Regions from separate parts of the Homo sapiens genome. Here region 1 is linked to region 2. The links are chromatin loops, found by intact Hi-C in ENCODE. Cell type or tissue: HCT116. All regions are shown on one strand. Each heading gives the region's core, and the rest is flanking DNA. Links, peaks and the distances in the headings are about the cores only. Region 1 overlaps NPEPPS (aminopeptidase puromycin sensitive). Region 2 has its middle 19 kb from the start of OSBPL7.

Region 1 (5,311 bases), core at 1-5,000, 180 kb after region 2:
TGGAGTGCAGTGGCACGATCTCAGCTCACTGCAGCCTCTGCCTCCCAGGCTCAAGCAATTCTTGTGCCTCAGCCTCTCAAGTAGCTGGTATTACAGACATGCATCACCATGCTTGGCCAATTTTTGTATTTTTAGTAGAAACAGGGGTTTCATCATGTTGACCAGGCTGGTCTGAAACTCCTGACCTCAGGTGATCTGTCTACCTCAGCCTCCCAAAGTGCTGGGATTACAGGTGTGAGTGACCGCACCCAGCTTGAGTCTTCTTTTTTTTTTTTGGAGACGGAGTTTCACTCTTGTTGCCCAGGCTGGAGTGCAGTGGCACGGTCTTGGCTCACTGCAACCTCTGCCTCCTGGGTTCTGGCAATTCTCCTGCCTCAGCCTCCCGAGTAGCTGGGATTACAGGCATGCGCCACCATGCCCAGCTAATTTTTGTATTTTTAGTAGAGACGGGGTTTCACCATGTTGGCCAGGCTGGTCTTGAATTCTTGACCTCAGGTGATCTACCCGTCTCGGCCTCCCAAAGTGCTGGGATTACAAGCGTGAGCCACCGCACCCAGCTCTCGAGTTCTCCTTTCTTTCTATTCCTAGATGTGAAGGAGCAAAGAGAAGGAGCCAGAAGCTAGAGGGGGCTGCTTGGTAAGAGCTGTGGTCTTTGCTAAAGGGACACAGACAACCCATGTGACCTGGCAATGAGAAAGCCAGAGTACTCTGACCATCTCTTCCTTATATCTTCTCATCTTCTTTGGATATTAATAATTGGATAAACAGAAGCTGAAGTCAGAGGGCAAGGGAGCCATTCATGCTGCAGTCCATGTGGGTCAGCACCCGCTGGGGTCCAGAGTGGGATGAAGAGGGGTTCTGAAAGGCAAATGGAAGACATCTAGTATAACCTCTCCCTGAACGTAATTCAAACTACTTAACTATTATTACAGACAAAAATCACATGTATGCTGAAAGTAAAATAACCTGTTTCCAGAATTTCTGATTGCAAAATTCTGAGTTCTTCAATTAAACCTGCATTTTTCTCAGTCTTTTTGGTGCCCCTGCTTCACTGGTGCCTTAAGAACATTTGAGAGCCTAAGGGCAGCCCTGAGCATGGTGCCTGAACTAGGGTGCCTCAAAACTAGGGACTGAGGAAGTCTCAAGTTCATTCCTGAATGCTGACTATAAGAGTCTCTGAGAGAGTTTTGAGAATGTAGAACTGATTTAGAATGAATCTCAGGATTTTTCTGTTAAGATCTATAAATTAGGAATTAAGGAACTGGATTTTTTTTGAATTTGAAAAATCCTATGATAGTATAACTTTGCATAAGCCTACTGAATGATAGGAAAGTTTTTAGTTTCTTATCAAAGAAAGAGAATAAAGTGAATCAGGACATCAGTTTCACATTGACATTTTTATTAACGCCAACTGTTTTTTAATTATTTTTTTAAAACAATAGCACAAAAATGTTTCAAGGAAGCAGTCTCACAATCTGATGACCTTCTGAAATACCGTTAAGCCACACCAAATATGAATTTCTGTTAATAACACAAAATATTTTTTTAAGAAAAAAAGAAAAAAAAGGTAGGGAAAGAAGAAGGGAATGAGATTTAGATTTAAAACTCATTGGATTAAATAGGTGAGGCTTATTAGGATATACTGTTGAAGCAAACAGTGGCACACACAGGCTTACAGTCTTTGTTTTTTAAACCAGTTACCACTAATGTATTAAGCCCTGCAGCAGTTACCACTGACTTCTCGCACGCATAAAATGAACCGGGAGAAGCCAGTGTTGATACTGTTGTGAAGAGGTTCAAGAGCTGGCTTTTCAGACAACTAAGACCATTTTTAGCAGAATAACTCCTTCAGAAAGGCCTGGCTGAAGATCTTTTTATTTCTATTGTCTCACCTATATAAATTTCAGGGTTCTTATAAGTCATCTTTAAAAAGAAAAAAATAATGTATATCAGTTTCTCTTATTTAATGTGGCTATGAAAGATGTTTCCTTATTATTTCTTCATCTCTAAGAAGGACACCAGGGAATGGGGGTTGGGGGTGGAACTAAAGGGAGGAAAAAAACCAGAACAGGGTAGGTTTTTGTTTTTTGCTTTTTGTTTTTTTTTGGCCAAGGGGTCGGTCACACAGAAGGGAAGGCAAGGAGGAAAACTAAACTACAATCCTTGGTTCAGATTGAGTTATGCAGGAATATATCTTCCTGATCAGTCCCCGTGCCAAAAAAAAAAAAAGCCACTTGGAATTATGCACTGACTCCAACTATGTGATACCAGCTATCAGCCTTTTGTGTTTAACCATTCCCAGAAATGGACACCACCCTTGGCTTTATAGGCTCCTTGCAGAACCCACTTCACAAAAATGCTCTTCACCAAGAAGCCTCTAGTTTCCTTTTGGTAGGTTATAAAAACAGAACATCTGTCATTAACAGTAGAGTGTTAAATACTTTTAACCACTGACAAGGCTTCAGAAAGTTTCACAGTTTCGTTATGCTCTATTTTATTACTATCATATTTACATTTTTATTTTTTATTTATTTTTTGCTGAATTGCTGATTTTCCTTTTTCAATAGAATTTAATTCTGGAGTGTGAGCAGGAACCAGTTAACTACATTCATTGTCCAACCCCCACTGGTTTGAAAGAAGACTCCAAATTCTTGGCATATGAATCAGCTGTTCGGTAGCTCCACCTTATCCCTGCAGCGAAGCAGCAGAACCGCCAATGGCGGCACCTCAGGATTCACACTGTGGGTGGTGAGGCCTTCCGCTGAAGGAGGTACTGGTGGATGCTCTCAGCATCTCGCTTTAGCCAGGCAGCATTCAGCAGAATATTTTCACAACACTGCTGGATGGTACGCTCAGCTGAAGGAGCTGGGTGACTCTCGAAGAAAGCCTGGTATAAAACAACCCAGAATGCAGGATCATTACTAGCAATAAGAAGTTAATATTACAGGTTATGAAAAAATACCCACTGGTCTATATGAAGGATGCATAATCTTCAGGCATGAGAATTTACCACTGCCACCCTCAGGCTAAAAGAAAACAAGCAACTCCTTGGACCTGCATATAGGAATTCTCCCCTTAATTATATGCTTAACAACCTAATCAAAAGTTAATAAAGAGACAGAACCTACTGCCTTTCTTTTAGGCTAATTGTGTAGTGGTAAATATAGTCTTTGGAATGAAGACTTGGAACCTGAATCCAGGCTTAGTCATGTACTAGCTTGTGACTGTGAGAAAATTAACTGCTCTAAGTCTCAGTTTTCTCAACTATGAGAAAATATCTACTCCAGAAGATTAAAGAGACAATCCATATAAACATTTGACAAAATACCTAGCACAGAGTACTTAAGGATTCAACACATTTTGGCTGCTTCAAATAAAGATTAATTTGTAAGGGATGATAATACAAAGAAGTTTAAATTGCTGCTATGCCCTAATAATTTAACACCCCATGGTCTTTTTTTTTTTTTTTTTTTTGAGACAGGGTCTCACTCTGTTGCCCAGGCTAGAGTGCAATGAAACGATCATGGCTCATCACAGCCTCAACCTTCTGGGCTCAAGTAAACCTCCCACCTTAACTTCCTGGGTAGCTGGGACCACAAGCGTGCACTCCCAGGCCAAATTGTTTTTTCCTTTTTGTAGAGATGGGGTCCTACCATGTTGCCCAGACTGGTCTTGAACTCTTGAACTCAAGCAATCCTCCCACCTCAGCCTCCCAAAATGCTGGAATTACAGGAATCCAACATTTTTAATACAGTAAACCAAACAATTTCTAAGTTTACAATTTATCACAATGCTTAATGATTAAAAGTTGAATAAACTTTTCTAATGCAGTACACCTGGTTTCACAGAAAACAAAGCAACTCTTAAACACCAGCTGGCAAAATGATAGGGCTTTTCCTTTGAATTAGTCACCACAGGTGTGAAAGACAGAATGACTAATCCATCTGATTAAACATAGACCTTTTAGAAATCAATAACCTTATTTACACAGATGACAATTGCTACTGTTCCAAGGCTCCTAATCATGGTTCAGTTCTCAGGGCCTCAAGTCTTTTTCCATTCCATCGCAGAGTAGTACCAACATTTATACACCAGAAACCTGGGGATTATCCTGGCTTGTTTTTCTTCCTCTCCCAGATATGCTCACAACAGAGAAGCCAATCAATAAATATTGTTGAACTAAATGGTTAACAAATTCAAGCCCCTGAATCTCCATTATTCCATCTCCTCCACTACTGCCACTACCCTACTGTAAGCTATTCTATCATTCTTGCTAGGAGAGTTAGCTTCCCAACATCTTCTCTTCCCCATTCCAAACTATTATCCACATTGCAGCCAGACTGAAATTTTTATAACACAAATCAGATCAAGGCACTGCCTTGTTTATAAACCATTCGAAGGCTTTCCATTTTTAGGACTTTTTTTTTTTTTTTTTTTTTTGAGACAGGAGTCTCGCTCTGTCACCCAGGCTGGAGTGCAATGGCACGATCTCAGCTCACTGCAACCTCCACCTCCCGGGCTCAAGCAATTCTCCTGCCTCAGCCTCCCGAGTAGCTGGGATTAGAGGCGTGCACCACCATGTCCAGCTAATTTGGGGTTTCACCATGTTGCCCGGGCTGGTCTTGAAGTCCTGACCTCAGGTGATCCACCCACCTCGGCCTCCCAAAGTGCTGAGATTACAGATGTGAGCTACCATGCCTGGCCATTTTTAGGAAATTCTTAATATGGCCTATACAGCCCTGCATGATGTCTTTCTCTAAACAAAAACACAGAGATGCTACAGTACATTATCCCAACACTATAATTACAACCAGGTTATTGTTTTTACTTACTAGACTGAAAAGTGAAGAGTAAACAGTATTTTCCTTACCTTAACCTCTCCAGCCATTTTATCAACTGCAAATCCCTCAACTGATAGCTGCAAAACAATGGTTTTAAACAGTAAGTGAAACCAAGAGGCTGAGAACAAACTTCCATTTACCCTAAAAATAAATCATTCTGTTCTCTGCCAACTTCAGTCTGTTATAAAGGATGTGTGATGGGAGATGGAGAAGTCCTTAAATAAAGCCAGTAACTATTTAAGGAAACTTTTTTTTTTTTGAGACGGAGTTTCACACTTGTTGCCCAGGCTGGAGTGCAATGACCTCATCTCGGCTCACCACAACCTCTGCCTCCCAGGTTCAAGCGATTCTCCTGCCTCAGCCTCCCAAGTAGCTGGGATTACAGGCACACACCACCACGCTCAGCTAATTTTTGTATTTTTAGTAGGGACAGGATTTCACCATGTTGGCCAGGATAGTCTCGAACTCCC
Region 2 (5,372 bases), core at 103-5,102:
TCACACATTCAGGATATTTTTAAATAGCATGTGCTGCCCTGCTCCGGGCCCTTTCCCCTCAGAGCACCACAGCACCTGACCGACCAGCCCGTAACAAACTGCCACGTATTTTAAGAACCAGAGTTTAGGCTGGGCACGGTGGCTCACACCTGTAATCCCAGCACTTTGGGAGGCAGAGGCGGGTGGATCACGAGGTCAGGAGTTCAAGACCAGCCTGGCCAAGATGGTGAAACCCCATCTCTACTAAAAATACAAAAATTACCCAGGTGTGGTGGTGCACACCTGTAATCCTAGCTACTCGGGAGGCTGAGATAGGAGAATTGCTTGAACCCAGGAGGCAGAGGTTGCAGTGAGTCGAGATCGTGCCAGTGCATTCCAGCCTGGGCAACACAGTGAAACTCCATCTAGAAAAAAAAAAAAAAAAAAAAAAAGAGAGAACCAGAGTTTAAAAGAGACCAAATTCCCAAGTTATTTTTTCAGAGGAGACAAAAAAAAAAAAAAAAAACTCAAAACTCCTCTGCCTCTGTGGCTGTGCCCTCTAGACCAGCATCCTCCCCCAAGTCCTTTCCCAGGCACAGCCCAGGTGCCACCTCAACAGCTGGAAGTGGTGGGTAAGGTTGTTTTTGCTTCTTCTGGGGCCCAGCAGATGAGGGGGCAGTCCCATCTGAAGGACTGTGGTCTCAGAAATGTTCCCCATCTGGCCAGGGCTTTGTGGGTCACCGCTGATGGGAGCTCAGGCCAGGCTGAGGGGAGCCTGGGGTTCTGGCCCCAGTCTGTGCTCCATGGACAGAGTGTGAGGGGCCCACACCAGCCAGGGGTTCAGGGAGCGGTGCCAGCTCCTGGCTGCCAAGAATCCCAGGGTGGGGTGCTCAAGTCACTGATCTGAGAAGGGAATGGTGGGCCCCCTTCTCAAGCCTGTCAGCCTAGTCCAGATGTCCCACAGGAGTACTCATTACCACTGGGTCGTGGGGAGCCAAGCACAGACCCAGATCTCCTGCCTTGGTTGGAGGACATGGTGGGCTTGGGACAAAGGGGAGAATTTGGGGGCTTAATGGCCCTTGACTAGGCTTGGAGTGCAGTAGTTTGGAGAACCAGGGATCCGCTTCCCTGGATGAGCAAAGGAGGATGGAGCTTGGACAGCAAGGGAAATGGTCAGGCCAAGCAATGCTGGCAGAGGGAGAGGAAGGTAGGCAGGAGGTGTCTCAGTCCTCATTTTGCCTCTTTGGACCCTCCACCCCCAAACTGCTCCACCCAGAGGGATTTAAGTAACTTTAAAAAATTTTATTAATCATTATTGAATAGCTGATAGGGACACCTAGGTTGGAAGGAGCAAAAAAAAAAAAGTCAAATATAAATAAAACCCCCAATTCCTTGCATCTTCTGAATAAAGTGTGTGTGTGTGTGTCTGTGTGTTTGTGTGTGTGTGTGTAATAAACAGAGAAGGGAAAGAGTGCTGAACCAGGTGAGAGGCCCAGGCATTCACATTCCCTCCATGAGGTCAAAGTGGAGGGGTGTTCAGGGCAGGAGGAGGCTGCTGGGCCAGCACTGTGACTCCCAGCTTCACCTGGATGGCATGCAGCCCAGGGGGATGTGTGCAGGGGAGTCCCACCCTCCCTGTTTCGGGGAAAATGAAGGTAGTGGGGACAGTGGTGGGGTAACCCCCAGCCCCTGACCAACACCTGCTGAGAATGCAGAGATCTTACGTCCGACCTCAATTCCACCGGCTCCAGTCTGCCCCTGGAATGGTGCACAGCTCTCCTATTCTACGCTGCCCTGGTCTAGTCCCAGTTCTGACACAGGCATTTTAAAGATCCTGGATTACATTGCCCGGCCATATCCAATCTCTTTAGGGAATGCTCAAGGGACCTTGCCATTGGGTCATTAGTTTAATGGTGTCTCCTTACTGCAAAGGACACGTTTTATAAGTGATTTCCCCTTTTAGAGACCCTCTAGTACTAGCAGGGGTAGAAAAGGAGGAGAGGCTTAGCACTCTCCCCCTGGGACCCATCTCTGTTCCCCTTAAGGTGGTCAGGGAGGGCAGTGTAGGACTTCAGAGAGACATTCACAGGCTGGCCTGGGCCAGGTCTCGCTCATCCAATGACCTATTTCTGGTACAGACACTTAACCAGATCACCTGGCCTTATGTGGTGGACCAGGGACTGGTCTTCCTGATTCTTGCCACACATACCCTCATCTTCTCCTCATCTGTACCTTAAGAGGCATTACCGTCAGAGGGGAACACTGAGAGTTATCAAGATCCCGACAGGCCAGAGTCAGGTCTGCATGGGACTCAGGCAGGTGGTTCCAGGGGCTGGGAGAGCATGGCTCCACGGTTGGGGGTTCTAGAGCACTACTCGTGTCTCTCTCTCTCTTCTTTTAGAGACAGGGTCTAACCCAGGCTGGAGTGCAGTGGCACGATCATAGCTCACTGCAACCTTGAATACCTGGGCTTCAGCAATCTTTCCGCCTCAGCCTCCCAATTAGCTAGGACTACAGGCGCACATTACCACATCTGGCTAGTTTTTTTTGTTTGTTTATTTAATTTTTAGTAGAGATAGGGTCTCACTATGTTGCCAAGTCTGGTCTCAAACTCCTGGGATCAAGCAACTTTCCAGCGTTGGCCTCCTAAAGTGCTGGGATTACAGGCGTGAGCCACCTTGCAGGGCCCACGTCTCATTAACACATGTCATCACATGGTGCAAAGTCTTCAGGTTGCTGAAAGATGCCTCCAGGCCCTAAGGTATGTGGAGGGGTGGCTTTGATGAGCAAGTCCAAACCATGGGCACTATGGTCCAGGATGCCAGGCCCCTGGGGATGTTGGGCCTTGCTGACCCCTAATATGAGAGGCCCCTCAAAATGAAGCATCTGTCCAGAGGAGGGTAGGTGGGTGGGCTGGGCTCTGGGAGGGGTGTGGGTGAAGAAGAGATTGGAAGGGCCGGGGCAGGAGCAGGAAGAAGAGAGAAAAGCCTGAGAGTCAGCCACAGTCTGTCTAGGACGAAGGTGGTGAGATTCTCCAGGCATCCTCAAGAGGGCACCCCGGGCTCTTGAAAGAACCAATTTAGTCTCATCCCAAGCCCCACCTGACAGCTGACAGGTGGCTGCACCACCATCTGCGTGGAGTATCAGGCCTCCAAGGATGTGGCCCTGGCTGGACCCAGCCCAGCAGTGATCAACAGCAGCAGCAGACACTGTTACAGCCGCATTCCTATGGACTGCCGGCCATCCCTGCCTGCCCATCTTCATCTTCAAAGAGAATGCACAAGTCAGGAAACCCCTGTTCTGGGAGACCCAGGTGTCCCTAGCCACTCCCAAAAGCTGCCCAGATGGTCTGGGGGAAGGAGGTCAGGCCCCCTTTGCTGGTGCCTCTTCACGTCCAGGTGACATCCCTCCCAAGGACAGCTGGCCAGGACACCCCTCCTCCAGAGCCCTCATAAGATGGTCTTTTCCCTAAGTTTCCACTAGAACCTCTCCTGCTTCTGTCACCCCAGAGCCCGTCACACACTGGGATGGGAAACCCTGCATTTAGTTCTGTAGGCTAACGTTGGGTGAAGTGTGTGTGTGTGTGTGTGTGTGTATGTGTGTGTGTGTGTGTGTGCGCGCACACATGGTTTGAAGGAGGGAGTGTCCACGGTGCCCTCCTGGGAGGGATGAGAATGAGGACAAGAAGGAAGGGAGCTATTGAGCCAGTGCCAGTTTAGCAGAGAAGCCTTGGGTTCTGTGGGAAGCCATCTGACCTAGGACCCTGAGGAGGGAGGGCGAAGGTGGGAGATGCGGAAGGCAGGTCACATTGGCCTTCCCTCCCTTCTCCTCCATTTAGCAAGATGTTACAGGCCCAAGAGAGACACTCTCCTCCAAGCTGGGCCTAGTGGGCCGCAGCCCTCACAGGCTGGCACATTCACCTCCCACCACCTCCCATGCAGCCTGGGCGGGGAAGAGCCCTGGACCAAGAGCTAGGAATCCTGAGTTTTGGCCCTGGCTCTGTCATTTATTCCTTTCACCTCCTGAGCCTCAGTCTCCTCCTTTGTAGCTTGGGGATGATGCTGCTGGCCTTACCCCTTCACCGGTGTCTTGTTTGTCATAGGACAGAGAGGACTGAGGGTTGTTTTAGCTGTGGAGCACAGGACAAGGGTAGCTTCAGATGACCTGGGCCAGGGTCACCACCAGCTCTGCCACTCCCACACCTGGGGGCCTTCCCAAGGCAGCAGCAATTCCCCCTGAGAGAGACAGAAGCAGAGTTTAGCGTGTGAACCTGCAGACACCAATTGGTGCCTTAACTCTCCTGAGACTTTTGCCAAAAATAGGAGGATGCAAAGTGTCTCCCCAGAAAGGCTGGGGGCTCTGCCATTGGTCAAAGGGGAGGGGACTGCACCCCTTATCTCTGTGGTCCCTCTCACCATCAATTCCTGAGACAACTGAGCATCCTGTGTCTGTCAGGTGACTGATCCCCCTCCCCAGTTAAGGAGGCTCAGGCTGTGGGAAGCTCACACACAGGAGAGACATCTCCAGCTACAAGGGGGCAGAAAGTTCTGGAAGGGCAGGAAGTCCCAGGCTGGCAAAAATACAGGTTGAGGGGGCAGAAATGGCACCTGCCCCCAAGTACCACACCTGGGACCGACATAGGGTGGCCCCAGGATGGGATGTGGCCGGGGGACACATGGGTCCCGAGGTGCCTGCAGGCAGGCGGGTGTGAAAGTCAGCCTCCCAGGAGCAGATGGGACAGAGCCCGGCCACCCAACCAGACTGGCTCAGGTGCAGCAGGCCCAGTGGCTGTGGGGCAGAGCCTGAGGACCAGAGATGCCCAAGCCGGAGGGACGTGCCATGCCGCAGCCTCGGTCGCCTGTGCCTGGAGCGGCGAAGGCCCCACAAGGGTATTTTATTTTCAAATACCTTTGCATTTCTTGAATAAACCCACCTGGTCATGAGGTATTATCGCTTTTATGTGTCACTGGAATCAATTTTCTAATAATTTACGTGGACTCTGCATCTATGCTTATGAAAGAAATTGGACACTAATTTTTCTTTCTTATAATATTAGATTTTTCTGTAAACGTTTTCCTGGCTTCACAAAAGAGTTCAGAGGAGTTCCCTCTTCTTTTTCTATTTTCTTGAAGACTTTGATTATATTGCTGATATTTCATTCTAAAATGTGAAAATATTCACACCTGTAATCCCAGCACGTCTGGAGGCTGAGGCGGGAGGATGGCTTGAAACCAGGAGTTCGAGACCAGCCTAGGCAACATAGTGAGACCTTGTCTTAATAAAAAAAGAAAAGAAAGAAAGAAAATATTCACTATAAATCAATCTGGGCCTTTATTTGAGGAAACACTTTGAATAACAGAGACAATTTGTTTAACAGATATTGAACTATTCAA

The links. A loop is a pair of places that touch in the nucleus more often than their neighbours do. Peaks named below come from ENCODE experiments on the same cell type or tissue, not always from the same donor. Only the 100,000 strongest peaks of a DNase experiment are listed, where the experiment ranks them.
Region 1: it touches region 2 in a loop (11-fold over the local background); 1 of 110 quality-filtered maps calls a loop at or near these places.

What each region holds. Positions count from the first base shown.
Region 1 is chr17:47,619,344-47,624,654 of GRCh38, reverse strand. NPEPPS (aminopeptidase puromycin sensitive) reads right to left here. Exons shown (of 23, transcript NM_006310.4): 22 at 4,871-4,918; 23 at 1,379-2,887. The coding sequence ends at 2,735. KPNB1-DT (KPNB1 divergent transcript) reads left to right here. Exons shown (of 4, transcript NR_171700.1): 4 at 2,568-3,128. Among named protein-coding and RNA genes, the nearest start is that of KPNB1-DT, 27 kb to the left of the region's middle. In HCT116, for the core only: a CTCF peak has its summit at 2,992 (motif pointing left); DNase peaks (open chromatin) are centred at 2,674 and 3,944; H3K4me3 peaks cover 1,173 bases; H3K27ac peaks cover 3,368 bases.
Region 2 is chr17:47,800,238-47,805,609 of GRCh38, reverse strand. No RefSeq gene overlaps it. Among named protein-coding and RNA genes, the nearest start is that of OSBPL7, 19 kb to the left of the region's middle. In HCT116, for the core only: a CTCF peak has its summit at 3,033 (motif pointing right); a DNase peak (open chromatin) is centred at 3,039; H3K27me3 peaks cover 1,115 bases.